2 separate regions of the Homo sapiens genome follow, and region 2 is linked to region 1. The links are chromatin loops, found by intact Hi-C in ENCODE. Cell type or tissue: Caco-2. All regions are shown on one strand. Each heading gives the region's core, and the rest is flanking DNA. Links, peaks and the distances in the headings are about the cores only.

What was found. Peaks named below come from ENCODE experiments on the same cell type or tissue, not always from the same donor. Only the 100,000 strongest peaks of a DNase experiment are listed, where the experiment ranks them.
Region 2: it touches region 1 in a loop (27-fold over the local background); 4 of 110 quality-filtered maps call a loop at or near these places.

What each region holds. Positions count from the first base shown.
Region 1 is chr3:94,107,036-94,115,375 of GRCh38, forward strand. All of the region lies in intron 5 of NSUN3 (NOP2/Sun RNA methyltransferase 3), which reads left to right. Among named protein-coding and RNA genes, the nearest start is that of NSUN3, 48 kb to the left of the region's middle. In Caco-2, for the core only: no CTCF peak of the experiment used is centred there; no DNase peak of the experiment used is centred there.
Region 2 is chr3:94,245,368-94,253,707 of GRCh38, forward strand. No RefSeq gene overlaps it. Among named protein-coding and RNA genes, the nearest start is that of NSUN3, 190 kb to the left of the region's middle. In Caco-2, for the core only: a CTCF peak has its summit at 4,368 (motif pointing right); a DNase peak (open chromatin) is centred at 4,344.

The sequences.
Region 1 (8,340 bases), core at 66-8,065:
ACGCTCAAGCAGTCCTCCCACCTCAGCCTCCCAAGTAGTTTGAACAATAGGTATACACCAGCTAATTGTATTTTTTGTAGAAATGAGGTTTTGCCATGTTGCTCAGGCTGGTCTCAAACTCCTGGGCTCAAGCGATCCGCCTGCCTTGGCCTCCCAAAGTTCTGGGATTACGGGCATGAATCACTGTGCCTGGCCTAATTAAAATATTTCTATTGCTGTATCAAATTAGGCATATATATGTTTTGTTGTTGTTGTTTTGTTTTTGTTGTTGTTGTTTGTTTTGAGGTGGAGTCTCACTCTGTCGTCCAGGAGTGCAGTGGTGTGATCATGCCGCCTTGACCTCCTGGGCCCAAGTGATCCTCTTGTCTCAGCTTTCTGAGTAGCTGGGACCACAGCATGTGCCACCACACCTGGCTAATTTTTTATTTTTTGTAGAAACAGGGGTCTCTCTATGTTACCCAGGCTGGTCTCAAACTCCTGTACTCAAGTAATCCTCTTGCCTTGGCCTCTGAAAGTGCTGGGATTATAGGTGTGAGCCACCATGCCCGGCTAATTTTTTTTTTACTAGATTAATTTTCTTTAAATCAGACAGTCTACTGTCTCCTGCCCCACTCTCCCAAACTCTGTTAGGTTTCCCTTTTGTTACTAGAAAGGCAGTGTAAGGGACAACTGACATTTTTAAATGTCTTAATGGTATTTTGGGGACACCATATCTCAATTTTAAAACAGTGGCCATGTTCCGTAAAGTCAAGTTTACTTTAAAAAGGTTACCAAACTGTTCTACTCAATCAGAAATGAGACCACAATTGCTAAGTAGCTGCCCTCATTAACAGGCTATTTTACTTTCTGTAGGAATTTATTATTTACGACCCAGTTGGCAGGAAGAAAAACCATTCTCATTTTTATAAATTACTTGTTAGCAAAAGCTTTTTTTTTTCCTTTTTTTTTTTTTTTTTCAGATAAAGCCTCTGGCCTCTATCATTTCCATTTGTTCTATAACATAAAAGTTAGAGGTTGCTTCAACTATTCTCTACTCAGAATTTTTTTTGATAAAATTTTTATTTTGATATAATTTTAAACTTAGAAAAAAATGTAAGAATAGTACAAGGAGCTCCTGTGTGCTCTTTATAGAGATTCATCAACTGTTTTACATTTCACCACGTTTACTTTTTTTTATTATTATACTTTAAGTTCTGTGATACATGTGCAGAACTCTATTCAGAATTTTTGTTAGTTTCAATTAAATATATTTTCTTTGTTTTACACTGAAAATTCTCTTCCTGACCTGCCTCTTAATAAAGGTAGCATTTATTTGTTTTTTGTTTGTTTGTTTTATTTTATTTTGAGACGGAGTCTTGCTCTGTTGCCAGGCTGGAGTGCAGTGGCACGATCTTGGCTCACTGCAACCTCCGCCTTTCAGGTTCAAGTGATTCTCCTGCCTCAGCCTCCCGAGTAGCTGGGACTACAGGCGCACGCCACCATGCCCAGCTGTTTTTGTACTTTTAGTAGAGATGGGGGTTTCACCATTTGGGCCAGGATGGTCTTGATCTCTTGACCTTGTGATCCACCCACCTCAGCTTCCCAAAGTGCTGGGATTACAGGTGTGAGCCACCGCGCCTGGCCTTTTTATTTTATTTTTTTGAGACACAGTCTTGCTCTGTTGCCCAGGCTGGAGTGCAATGGCACAATCTCAGCTTGCTGCTCACTAAGGCGGAGGCCTCCCGGGTTCCATCAATTCTCCTGCCTCAGCCTCCCAAGTAGCTGAGATTATAGGCACCCACCACAACACCTGGCTAATTTTTTGTATTTAGTAGAGACGGGGTTTCACCATGTTGGTCAGGCTGGTCTCGAACTCCTGACCTCAGGTGATTCACCCAACTCGGCCTCCCAAAGTGCTGGGATTACTGGCGTGAGCCACTGCACCCAGCCCATTCATTTATTTAATAAATATGTTATAAAAATATAGTTTCCGGTTGTGCTGTATGTAAAAAATACAAAATGAATGCAACACAAACCCTGTTTTCAAGCAGCTAAAAATTTATTCCTTGGGAAAAACAGAATAGGGAGAAATTCCATGGAGAATCAATGAAAGTTTCAAAGACTGAGCTCTGAAGTGGGTCTAGGTGAAGAGACCATTTTTATTCACTTTTTTTCTAAGTGACTACAAGCTCATTCACCTAGTTAAAAGGAAATTTTATGATTTTTGTGGCAATTTGTGTAAGCATTAGAACTTTCTGAGCATCTAGAAAGAAGAGGCAAATAATTTTAATTCCTTGATTTGGTAGTTAATTACACAAGAGTGTCTATCTTGCTTTGAAGGGGCAGAAGTATTGCTAGCTATGTATCGGAGTTTGGTCAGAGTAAAATCTCCACAAATGATATAAGAGATTTATTATTGGAATTAGATATTATTTAATTAAGGGAGCTGTTTAAGTAGTCTGTTTTATTGCGTCACTGCTTCTGGTGGTAGGCTTTAAGTGAGCAGGGCTGGCAGTTAGCACGTGAGGTTAGCGGGGAGTAAAAGACACACTAGAATCCACGAAGACAAAAGATGAAACACGTCTCTTCTCTGCACATCCGGTTTGATGATGTGAGCGATCTGCAGAAAAGTTGGTGGATTCCACCATGGACCTGCACAGGAACCTGGTCCAGAATTTGGAAGAGCTGAAGGAAGGTCCTGTGATTCCTGGAGGAGCTGTGGGCACAGTTGCTGCCCTTACCTACATGTTGAGCCACTGGATGTGTAACAATATATGTGTACACTAAGCTCAAGGAGTTTTTGACGATTACATAGCAAAGTTACCAAGATATATGACATTTTATTACCCCAGAAAGATTCTGAGTACGCCTTCAGAATTCATTGTTCCCTTCATCAAAAGCAGTTATTTTTCTGATTTCTTTTTACCATAGATTAGTTTTGCCTGTTCTCAAACTTAAAAAGGTAATGAAATAGCATGTACTCTTTTATCTGGAATTTTTCTCTCAGCATAGTATTTTTGAAGTTTATTCATAGTGTGTGTCTCAAAAGTTTGCTCCTTTTTATTGGGTCAGGTGTAAAAGTGGTATTTTTGCTTTTGGCTTAACTCCCATTGTCTGGACAAGAACATTTACTTAGAAGTGCATGAATAAGGCTTGAGGCCACTGTATTATTCCTGGAAGAGCTGCCTCCTTAGAGATAACTTTCAGTGATAGAAAGTTATCAGTGATAACTTTCAGTGATAGGAAGTTATCAGTGATAACTTTCAGTGATAGGAAGTTATCAGTGATAACTTTCATTGATAGGAAGTTATCAGTGATAACTTTCAGTGATAGGAAGTTATCAGTGATAACTTTCAGTGATAGGAAGTTATCAGTGATAACTTTGGGTTACAAAATCTTTTCAACCCTGTGAGGCCCAAATTGCTGAATTCTCAGTAGGCTTGGATTTCAACACACAGAGAGCATTCCTGAGCAGAGCTGTGTTCTTCCATCTCAGCATCCAAATCCCTCAGATCTTTCCTGAGCTTTCTCTCATTAACATACACTAACATGTTACAATTTTCTTCTAGTTATCCTAGAGTTATGTAAATGTTGTTAGTATATAGTCTCTCTTCCACGATATCATAAACAATGATTTTATTAAATGTTTTGGCATGGCACAGTAAGAATCACTGACTATATTAGAGTTCTCCAGAGAAAAAGAGTGGAGATATACATGTATACACACACACACACACACACACACACACACACGCATATATATATACACACACATATATATGTATGCACATATATACATATATGTGTGTGTGTGTGTGTGTGTGTGTGTATATCTGCTTTGACTCCTTCCTACTAGTTGCAATGCAGATTAAACAGCAAGAACTGGGATAACCACCCTGGATTGTGAGGTTGAAGATTGGGCCTGGATCCCTGATGATTCTGGAGTCTGGCCATCTACTAATTACCTGGACAACCTTGGGAAGCCATCATAGTACAAACATAGATGATTACATAAACCTAGATGATACAGCCTACTACTACACACCTAGGCTATATGGTATAGCCTGTTGCTCCTAGGCTATAAACCTGTACAACAAGTTACTGTACTGAATACTGTAGGCAGTTGTAACACAGTGGTATTTGTGTATCTAAACATACCAAAATGGAAAAGGTACAGTAAAAATATGCTATAAAAGATAAAAAAATTGTACACCTGTATAAGGAGCTTGCCATGAAGGGAGCTTGCAGGACTGGAAGTTGCTCTGGGTGAGTCAGTGAGTGAGTGGTGAGTGAATGTGAAGGCCTAGGATATTCCTGTACACTACTGTAGCGTTTATAAACTCTGTACACTTAGGCTACACTAAATTTATAAAATAATATTTTTCTTTCTTCTGTAATAAATTAACCTTAGCTTACTGTAACTTTTTTACTTTATAAAGTTTTAAAGTTTTTAATAACTTTTTGACATTTCTAATACTAAGCTTAAAACAAACATTGTACAGCTGTACAAAAATATTTTCTTTCTTTATATCCTTATTCTATAAGTTTTTTTCTATTTTTAAATTTAATTTTTTGTTGTTGTTGTTGTTAAACTTTTTTGTTAAAAACTAAGATGCAAACACATACTTTAGCCTAGGCCTGCACAGGGTCAAGATCATCAATATCACTGTCTTCCACCTCCATGTCTTATCCCACTGGAAGGTCTTCAGGGGAAGTGGCATGTGTGGAACTGTCATCTATGATAACAGTACCTTCTTCTGGTAACCTCCTGTAGGATCTGTCTGAAGCTGTTTTACAGTTACCTTTTTTTTTTTTAAGAAGGAGGACCTGCTTAAATAATGATAAAAAGTATAGTAAATACTAGATGATAGGAATTTTTCAGCTGCATTATAATCTCATGGGACCACTGTCTGCCTGTCTTTCTATCGAGAGAGAGAGAGAGATTTAAGGAACTGGCTTATACAGCTATGAAGGCTAAGTCCCAAATTTGCTGGATGTGCTAGAGCCTGGAGACCCAGGGAAGAGTCAACATCGCAGGTCAAGTGCAAAGGCCATCTGCTGGAGAATTCCATCTTGTTCCAGGGAGGTCAGTCTTTTGTTCTATTCAGTTCTTCAACTGACTGAAGCCCACCCACATTATGGAGGGCCATCTGCTTTACTCAGTCTAACAATTCAGATGTTACTGTCATCTAAAAACACCCTCACAGACACACCCAGAATAATACTTGACCAAATATCTGAATATCATGGTTCAGCCAAGTTGAACATAAATTATCTAGCCATCATACTGGCTTTCTAACCTGTAGTGTTTGTGACCTTGCCCTCTGTTACTTGTTTATTAAGGCAGTTCTTCACTTAGATTCTGCTACAACAACTCCACGTGGTACCAAATTCAGTATTAGTTAAGACAGTTTTTCTTCTAATATAACGGAGAGAGAAAGAGACTCAAAATAATAGGGACTTAAATAAGAATCTGAGTAGGCTTCCCAGAGTTGTCTAGGTAATCAGTAGATGGCCAGACTCCAGAATCATCAGGGATCCAGGCCTAATCTTCAACCTCACAATCCAGGGTGGCTATCCCAGTTCTTGCTGTTTAATCTGCATTGCAACTAGTAGGAAGGAGTCAAAGCATAATTCAACATTACTTCCACTCACATCTCATGGATCAGACGTAGTCATATGGTTATGGTTATTACAAGGCAGTTTAGGAAATTAGCCTTGGCTGTGCCCAATTAAAAATCCCATTACTATGGAAGGAAATGAGAACAGATACTGAAGAGTAACTAGAGGTGTCTGCTACAAGTTGGAAATTCCTTGATCAGGTAATGCTGGAAGATGTGAAGAGAATAACAAAACTCTTTTTTTTTTGAGACGGAGTCTTGCTCTGTGGCCCGGGCTGGAGTGCAGTGGCACAATCTCGGCTCACTGCAAGTTCTGCCTCCCGGGTTCATGCCATTCTCCTGCCTCAGCCTCCCAAGTAGCTGGGACTACAGGGACCCGCCACCATGCCCGGCTAATTTTTTGTATTTTTAGTAGAGACAGGGTTTCACTGTGTTAGCCAGGATGGTCTCAATCTCCTGACCTCATGATCCGCCCACCTCAGCCTCCCAAAGTGCTGGGATTACAGGTGTGAGCCACCGCACCCGGCCCAAGAATAACCAAACTCTTAAGCAAGAAAGCCAGTTTGAAAGATTTTACAATAATCAAGAAGTAGTTGACATAGCCCTTACGTAATGAATGGCAGGGGATAACTGCCATTAAAAGTATGAGCTATAGAACTATATTGCCTGGATTTTAATCCTGGTTTGGACATTTCCAGAGAAATTTTGTACAAATAACTGTCTTGCCTTAGTTTTCTCATCTGCAAAGTAAGAATAATAATTCATGCCTCAGAACTTAATTGAAAGATTGAATGAGGTAACATATAACACACTTAACGTCAGGTAAAAAAGGAAATGAAGGATAAAGTTCTAGGGCAGACTGATATTTAAGGGATATGAAAAAGAGGAAAGGCAGATGGGGAGGCGGAGGCTAAAGGGGGACTTCAGAGAAATAGAAGATGAACAAAGAAAAAATAGCTTCCAGGAAGCCACATCAGAAGAAAGTTTCATGAAGTTGAGGATTAATGGCAGAATCAGGTAAATGAAGGCTGAAAATAGGCTTTTTAATACAGGCTGTTTGTCTACTTATTTTCTTGCTGAGTCAAGCTTCTGAGGAAAACAGTATTTTTATCTACCTTTTAGAGTTATACAAACAAAGTATTGTTAAATGAATTACCAAGTTACTTGGAATAACTACCAAGTTATTCCAAATTATTTGGAATTTTAATGAAGGACTAACTACTTTTGAGTTTCTACATTGAGTCTAATATGTTAAAATTGTACACAACTATCATTTAAATGCCAATCTGTGATGAAAAGTTTCAAATTATGTCTCAGTGTGAAGTATGTGCTTTCATTCACCTCATCATAATGCTGTACAGCAGCACTTTAATAGGTGGAGGTTGTATGCTCTATAAAAGGACTGCTAGGTAAGATTCTCAGGTCATTGCTTAAGACCTATTAATTCTACTTTCTTTATGTTAAAAGTGCCTGGAGGTATATAGTTATTTTTTACCTTCAATGGGTATTTGAGACAATTGGGATGTTAGAATGAATGCATGTGGTGTCCTGTGTCTCATTGCCTCAAATTCCAAACTTATTTTAGCAGTCATAGTATTTGCTTCAGGGCACATAGCTTGAGGTAAAAGCTTGAGGTCCTCTTTCCGGTACTAGATTTGAGTGGCAGTCTTCGTGCTGCTTTAATTAGCTGTGTCACTTCAGGCAAATCAGAGTCTTTTTGTGACCTTCGATTTGATAAATCTTGTCAGACTATTTACCTTGTACATCTCACCTCATAAGGTTTTATTAAGACTCTGTCTGTGAAGTGCTCTTTAACTAGAGCACCAAGTAAACATAAGGTAGTATTAATTAAGCTGATCACATGTCCTACACTCAGTTAACATAGGAGTGAGCATCTTGTTTGATTTCTGGACCAAATCCACATTCTGTTCTCTTTTATTCAGGAAGATTCTTTCTATTTTGTTTACTTATTTTTTTAAATAATTTATTGTATTTTAGATTCGGGGGTACATGTGCAGGTTTGTTACACGGATGTGTTGCGTGATGCCGAGGTTTGGGATACGATTGATCCCATCATCCGGGTAGTAAGCATAGCACCAAATAGTTTTTCCACCCTTACCCCCCTTCTGCCCTCTCCCTTCTAGTAGTTCCCAGTGTCTATTACTGCCATCTTTATGTCCGTGAGTACACAATGTTTAGCTCCCATTTATAATTGAGAACATGTGATACTTGGTTTTCTGTCCCTACATTAATTCACTTAGGATAATGGTTTCCAGCTGCATCCATGTTGCTGCAAAGGACATGGTTTCTTTCTTTTTTTTTTCTTGCTGCTCTATTCTAGTTTAAAGAAAGTGTAAGAATTTCCTCATGGAGGAATATGTACATGTGTCCAGTGTTCTCTGGAAGCAACTTACCTTTTTGGTTTTGGACTTAAGCTGTCATTTGGGCAGTGAGATAAAAAGACTGTAGTTTTCATACATTTTTCACATTATTAATTATATAACTGTTTTTCTTTTCTACATAAGTTGCAGATAGCTTTATAAGGTAGTCTCATATAGGCTTTCTGAAATATTAATTGAGTATTAAATGGTTACAATGGACCAACTGCAGGATCGATGTTCCTATGCTTATTTTAAATTTTTTAAATTTCTACAGTCTTACTTGGTTTTAAAAAATGTATAATGCTAGAGTTTCTGAGAAGGAAAAACTTGCTAATATTGTGGCATCCTTTACTTATATT
Region 2 (8,340 bases), core at 103-8,102, 140 kb after region 1:
GCATTAGGATCTAGGTATGCCTCCTTTACCATTCCTTTCATTGTTTGTCAGATGAACAGATTGAACTATAAGGACAAAAGAGATGGAGAAGTCATACAATGGAGGAAACCTGGGACCCTGAACAACTATGTGGAACAGAGCACCCACCCCATTTCAGTCCTAACTGAACTTTACACAGGTGAGAAATAAATACGTCTGTTGTTAAGCCACTGAAATGCCCAGTTGTTTCTAACAATTAGTACTACCTTAATTAATACAAATATCACTACTTGATTTGTTGATGCAATATCATTTTTCCTCTGAGAATATTAATTCTATCTTTAAATTTTCTTTTCTTCTTCCAGTATAGATTTATTTTCCTTCAGGTTTCTGTTCTAGATATTTACTCTGGCAACTGTCTATCGTTTAGAGGTTGGCCTCAAGTGTCTTTACTAGCCATTCATATTTGAGAAGAGTACAACAAAAAAATTATCTTTGGAAGCTTTGTGCATATGTGGGATGTCTGTGAACAGTGGGCTTCGGAGTAATTTGACTGGTGTGTTTCCTTGGAAAAATCCTTTAAGAGAGCATTTTTAAAACTTTTCTCTTGGATTTGCAGATTTGCCCAAGAGAGGTGTTTTTGTGTCCTGGTTGGAGGGGGTAGACCTCAGAACCGATATTCTGGGAGTCAGGTGGGGGAAGAAACCTGGGGGCTCTCAACTTGCATATGAATTACTTCTCCTGGTTGTGTTATGGCACCTCTGCCTGCCACTGTGCCTGGCTCTCCTTCGGTGGGTAAAAACCTGTTTTACTCTCTTTAAGTAAGCAGTTAGTCTTCTGCCAGAACGAGACAACAGTAGTTGTCTGGCTTCATAAAGTTGGTGAGAAGCCAGAAGGTCTAATTTTTTCTTTTAAAATGACTTCCAAAGAATCCTGCTGTTTTAGTCATCATTTCCCCACCCCAGTTTTTCTAGAGGTGCCCGGTCTACTAAATCATGAGTCTCTGGGGGCTTCTGTCACATGTATCAGGGAACTGCTCAGCTTTTCCTACCGCTGGCTGAGAATCCAGCTTTCTCACATTTGCCAAGTAATTTACCACTCATCCAGCTGCTTCCTAGCTTCCAAAGCTGTGTCGCTTTTGTCTCTTTTCCAACACTGTTTGTCTATGTGAGTTTATGCCTTTATTAAAAAAATACAGTTTATTGGGCTTTCAGAAGACAGCAACAACCCTTTAAATACTTTCAATTTACCATTTTTTATCTGGAAACTTTAACAATTTTAAAACTAAAATCAACTCAATTTTATACTTTCAAAAATAGCAGGATATCCAGTATCTTCTAAATCTTTTCTCTCTTCCAATTATTTAACTGCTCCAGGGGATAACATAGTATAAGGTGCAAATCTTGCTTACGATGACCTCACCGGGAGAGAAAAAGAGAATTGACTGATTCACTAGTGGGACTTATTTTTCCACTGCCATGGTTTCTGTAGCTGCTGCCCAGTGTCACTTTTGTACATCTGTTTGGCAGAGTTCACTGCAGTATTTACGAATTTGCTGGTCCAGATCTTTGTACAGGTTCCTTTGCACAGGTGGAGGTTAATCTCACTCCTTCAGTGAAGGATGGTCCAAGTTTTCCCTTAGAATTGCATCTTTTTAGTTCATGCTCATATGCTCAGCTGTTCTTTCCAGAGTGTGACCCAGTTGGCTTGAAAGAGCATCCAACTTCAGCTACATGTTGTGTGAGAACTAAGCCTCACCATATAACCTCTTAGATAGTTGTAGTCAAGTCTGGGTCATCAATTCAGATTCCCTGGTCCTTAACCATAAGTGCTTCTTAGAGGATCCTAGAATCTTTTTCTGCCAAAAATCTTTAGTGATTGGAAGACTTGATGCTGCCTGAAAACTTCTAGTTTCTGACATAGAGGGGAAGGCAGAAATTTGCTTCACATAGAAGATATGAGATTTGGAAAGTGAAAGAAACGCGGAAATCCATTATTGCTCCTCTTGGCAGTAGTGATCAGAAATGTGGGCTTCAAGTGATGTCGGATTTTGCAGGGGCTTCCAGATATGGCCCTGGGAATGATCCACCTCAGTGCTAGAGGCAGCTCTGATTGTTGTCAGTGTCTTCCTGTGGTTACTGCAAATTTCTGAATGTTTGAGAGGTAATGGCCATCACTGATAGCAAGAGTCTGTATTTCCGGACCTCTATTCCTCCAGCATGTCTGATAGTTTGATAAGCAAGAATTAATACTGTTTGTATTAATTCTCCTTCCGCTTGAAATACTAGAGTGATCAAATACTAATTGCTAATGCACTTATCTTCTACTAATAAATAAGCTCATCTGCTAGAAGGGTATTTGAGGGACATCTTTACCAAGTCATAAAAATATATTGTTATACATTCCTCTCAAAGCTTTGAGTGCCTGTTTGCTTACACTGAGATCATGGTAACTTTCAAATGGAAGCTCCTTTTCGGGGTATGGTTGTGGGCTGGAAGTTGAGCTCCACTGAATCAAGCGTCCTCCTCCACAAAGAAGTGTGGGGGAAATCCAAAAGTCAAATGTAAATTATTTGAGGACAATTTTTCTTCTCCAAAAGGACCATGAAATATGGTTTAAAAAATCAAATTCTGTAAATAAATGAAAAAAGAAAACATTTGATATTTTATCTGGAAATCAGAGTTGTAGTGGTAGGCACTATTTAAATAGTATAGCAACCAGAACTGAGGTTCAGTGTATCCCAGTCTATCTAATTTTAAATTATTATTGTCCACACTTTCATCCTATGAAAACACTAGAAAACAGTTTTTGGCCTCCTTCCCTCCAAGGAAGCTTGGTGATTAAATTTCTCTACCCGTTATGAAAAACAACTCTCTTTAACATTAAGTATGCTAACAAATTTCTTAGTGACTCAGCCATTATTTTCAATTCTGCTTATTTCCATCTCACTGGAAGTTTAGACTAAAAGTCTATGAAAGAAGAAAATGCATAATTCTAAGAACATAACTTTGTCACATCAAGTCTCTTTGACATATGCATAAATTTGTAAATTACTATATATTGAAAGATATCCATCAAGGTCAGATAATTTAACCTTTCAGAATATTCTTTTCAAAGCTGTTTAAAGTATGATTTATTTCTTATTATTTTAATGGAGCCTGTTGGTAGATTGTGAAACAATCCTCTGATTGGCCCACATAGATTCTGACCTCAAATCATTAAAAGGTTATTTTATAAAGGCTCATGCAAAGGCCAGTTGTTTGGAACTTGTACAATATTTTTCCATAGAAGTATAATTTATTTTATGTAGTATTTATCTTCCACCTACTCTAGAAAAAAGATTAGAAGAAGCTTATGTAATTAAGTGTAAAGTGAAATAATAAAACTTTAAAATTGGAAGGAGCAGAGGCATAGATGTCTCTGAAGACCCAAGCGTTTTTTTGTGTGTTTGTTTTTTGTTTGTTTGTTTATAAAAGGGAGCTAGGTCAGTATAAGTAAAAGAGAAATCAGTATCACATAGATCTATGTTCTAATCTTTCTGCTAGAAAAAAAGCTACTTGTGTGAACTTGACCAAGCTTCTGAATCTCAGTTTTCACATCTATTAAATGGTTATAAACTGTAAATAGTTTGGCCAGTGAATATGTTCCCTGACAAGTCCTTAACAGAAGATTTCTCCCTGAGACCTCCTTCGCTATTCCCTCTGGGATCTGTGGCTGGATAGAAACGAGGGTGATTCTGAAAAGTTCTGCCTGCAGAGCAGCAATCTCTCTACTCCTATTTTTGTTGGACTAGCAGGACCAGTTGCCCAGCCTCTGCCTGTGCTGGTGCTGAGCTCTTCTGTTGTGCTGACCTCCAGGCCACCCGTAGACCTCTGCCATGCTGCTGTCAACCTCCCATACCCCATTGACTCTTACTAATCTCTTCAACTAGCCACTGGCCAGGAAATCTTCAGCTGACATTTTAATTGTAAAGCTGTTACATCGCTAGTGATACTGACTACCTCTTAATATTGCACCTTCTCTTTTCCAGAGGACAGAACTTTTAGAAGGTTAAAGTTAAGGGATGATCAACCCTAGCAGGATCTTCACCTGGAACTGCTAGTTCCTCTGCAATTCCCCACTCTGCTGCTCCATCTGTACCACTCTTCACTTACAGTAGGTTTTTCTCTGGATTCCAGGCGTTCTCTCTATTCTAATACAACTTTGGGGAAGTTTCAGGCCTCAGACAAGATAGTACTTCAATTGCAACACAAGTTCAAATTCACTCCCATCAATCCCTGGATCCCAACCAAGAGCAGGAATGGAGCTGAGTAACTATTTCAAATTCCGCCAATAAGACTTTACACAGAGCAGACCACCAGGGGGCAGTGTTGCCTTACCTCGCATTCCAGCCTAACATGGGGAATGGAGCCCCAAACCTTTCGTTGCATTCAAGTTTAGATAAGCTGTGAAGCCTAAATGAGATAATATAATAGCTGCAACTGTTGTTTCTTAGATGCTTTCTAGGGGACAAGTATTTTGTCTATAATTTCATTTAATTTTAATGTGTCTCAGATAACGTTTGTGGGTTTTTCTACACATTGAGATTTAGATGACATTGCTTCCATGACTCTTCCCTGCAAGTGCTGTTCATTTCTCTGAGTTTAATGTTCATGGTTTCTTCTGCCCATGGCTCCTGAAATTGTACATCATGCCTCTGTTTGCACAAATCAATTAGTTTTTAAAATAAGTTTCCATGGGAAATCCATTCCATTCATACTAAGTCCTTCAGGAAATTCACAAGAAGGGATCAAGTTATCTTTTTATGTCCCTCTGAGCTCTTTATTCTGCTTTTAACCTCTTCCGCAGAACCAAATTCCTCCCCTTCTAACTCATAACAAGCCAATGAATCTCTTAGTTGTTTTAGCTTCTTCCTCACCCGAGTTACTTATTCTCAAACAATGGGGAAGAGAGAAATTTGAAAGTGCAGTCTTGGTGAGCTCTTTGTCAATGAAATGTTTATAATTTAGGAAATTTGAGCATATGCAAAAAGGCTCTTATACTAATCAGAATTTCATAGGGTTGTTCTCCAGCAGTTACATGTGGAGTGGGTTAATTATGAACTAGTGCCTAAAAAAGTTTAGCACACCAAGAAGATATCAGAAATATCTCAAATGAATATTAATGTTTGAAAATGTCTATGTAATTGAAATCAATTTAAATGTAGAAATAATTTGAAGAATGCTAATGCAATGGCAGAGTCCCACAGATAAATATGTCAAAACACATTAGGATTTCTCTGAGGCTATGGCAGAAACCTGCATTGCGATCAGACTGTGGGATACACAGATTTGATTCTGTTTTTTTCTGATTTAAGTCTACTTTTTTGGGTTTTCTTATTTGCATCATTAGTCACAAGATTTTCGTATAGGGGCAAAGAAATTTTACTTCTCCCCTCTGAAGGTTTGAGTCTGTTGAAAAGAACTGACAATAGACAAATTAATAGGAGAAAAGGCATCCACATGTATTAACACTCATAAACATGAGAGTCATACAAAATATGAGACACAAAGAAGGGCCAGATGGTTGAGGCTTAGATACCCCTCTTCATAGGGGAGAGGGAAATGGGGGATGCAGGGAATTGTGAGGAATAGTAAACGATTTTCAGGGGAAATGAATAGGCTCAAAGAGCAGACAGTCGTTTGTAAATGATTCTTTTAGGAAACTGAATGGGACTAGCCAGTTACAGGAAGGTGAGAGGCTGAACTGTGTCATCAACAAAGGTTATCTTATACAAATAAAGTCTTTTAGGTTATATCTCAGGGCTGCCCTCAGAAGAAGAGATAAAATGTCTACCTGGGTGTGGTAGAGATTTTTAATCTCTTCTTTTCTGATTAATTCTTCCTGTTTATTTAGCGACAGTTCTATGCAGGGGATTAAGATAATTGCATTTCTTTTGAAAAGAAGTTTCCTTATTCAGATAAATAAATTCCAGAGAATACCCCTTCCTGCGCTTGAAGGGGAGAAAGAAGAGAAGGTTAACAAGTCCTTGGTTCTGAGGCAGCTTCTGAGGTCTTCCCATTTCTTTTAATTCAAAGTGCTCAACATAGCACAGCAGGATACTTTGGGGTATTGTTTTCTGAGATCCAACATTTGGCTTTGTTGATTTTTCTGGGATGCGATACTTTTATTTTTATTTTAGCTTTGTTTAAGTTGAGTGGCGTACCTCAACTTTGGTTTTGGTATGGGAGTTTTTGTTTGGTTTTGGTTTGGGAGTCATAGATAAACTTCAATTTTAAAGAGATTAATAATTAAAAAATAAGTTGGCCTAAAAAATACTTCATGATTTCAGTTATATGAGGTCTCTAAACTAATCAAGTTCATAGAAGCAGAGAGCAGAAAGGGTGGTTGAAAGGGGCTGGGGAGAAGAGAAAAGGGAAGCTGTGGTTGAATGAGTGTAAGTCTCATTTATGCAAGATGAATAAGTTCTACAGATAAATGAACTGTATTGTGCACTTAAAAAACTTGTTAAGAGGGTAGATATCACGTTAAATGTTCTTGCCATGAGATAAAAACAAAAGCAAAGAAGCATGAGGAAACTTTTGGAGGTGATACATATGCTTATTACCTTCATTGTGGCGACAGTTTCATGGGTCTATACTCATAGAATTGTATACATTACATATATGCCGCTTTTTACATATCAGTTATACCTCAATAAAGCTGTTAAAGATATGTATGGCTAAAAAAATAAGTTGTTACGTTTTCTTACAGAACTGCTACAAAAGTAATGTGGAAAGGGCAGAGAAAGCATGACTATTCCCGTTTTAGAGTCGAAGAACCAAGGCTCAGAAGCATTAAGTACATTGATCCAGGCCTCCGTATGCTCCTTTACAGTGGTATTGTGTTTAGCCATTTTCAAAATGATTTAGTTACAGTAGACAGATAGCTAGACAGAAACAAAAAGGGAGAGCCCCTTAGAAAAGGGAGATCTGGAAAAACCAAAATGCCAAAGACCACCCGAACTTACATACTAGATATGAGCAGAGAGAAAGGGAAATATCTAAGCAGAAAGGAATACCTGTAAAGATGCCCTGAAGTCATGCACTCTGCACTTAACCTGTTAGAATGTAATGAGCTGCCTGCTGATAAGGAGAAGAGAGTAAAGGGAAAATTCCTAAGAGATGCCAGGGGCAATTCCTATCCAACACTGGGCCCACACATGTGCACCAACTAATAGTAAGAGAGGGTCCCACAGGCCTTGGGAGGGAACCAGGAAGGGCAAAAGGATAGGACTTAAGGCAAGATTGGGAAAGCTAAACAAAGGAAAAAAGTGGAGACTTAAGACAAAGGCAAGAACTTCAAGAAAAATCTGACATCATAAAAACCCAATGCAGAATTCTCAGGCTGCTGCTGGCTCACTCCCTTTCAGCCTGCTCTTCCTCATCTTTCAGAGTGTACTCTTTCTCTCTATAAACAATCTACTACCTATTTTCTTTCAATAAATTCTCTTTTTTAATTTAGCTTCATCAGTCACTTGGCAGGATTCTGCAAGTAAGACTAAGAACTGAAGATTCTCGCACTTCTTGGTAACAATTTTAGATACATTATCTCATTTGAGACAAACTTCTACATTCTTTCTATGCAATGAATTATCAGATTTTATCTCTTTTTCCTCATGTGCTTTTCTACCTGTCAAAGTTTTTTCATTCCTCAAGACTCAGAGTATATCCTACTTTTTCTAACTTCCCACCAAAGGGGATCCACCCCACGTTGAGCCTCCAGTAGCCCTTAATTGTATCAGTCAGATGATCCTTGCTACATGTTTCCTTCACTGCACTGTGTTCTGTATCTGATTTATTGATACTTCTTGGTGAAAAATCTGAGAGATTAGTAATCTTTATATACTTACAAAGGCTACCACAATGTTTTGCCTATAGTAGTTATTCAAGAAATGCCTACTGAAATAAATGAGAAAGATATTTCCCTTTTCTTTCCATCATCTGTCACCATTAAGCCTGTCCTTTCTGCTCACACTTTAGCTACTTCTCAATGTTACTCCTCTGCCTCAGCCAAATTGGTGACACAATGAACACTCTGAAGTTTAAAAACAAGCAAATAAAAACAAAAATGACCCCCATAGCTTTGTTTAGATGAATTTCTTGTCTTGAGATTCTCTTAGAAGTTTTCCACAGCTCTTCTGTTCTAATTTATCTTTCTCTTCTTCAATTTCTTATGTTTAGAGCTTGCATATCTATTTCTGTTTTCTGATTTTTCATGGGCAGTTGGAGGGCAAGTCAAAAATGATATCTAACTTCCGGGCTGATTATGCAAACTGAATAATATGATTGTAGAATGCTGCATTATTATTTGTTGTTTTTA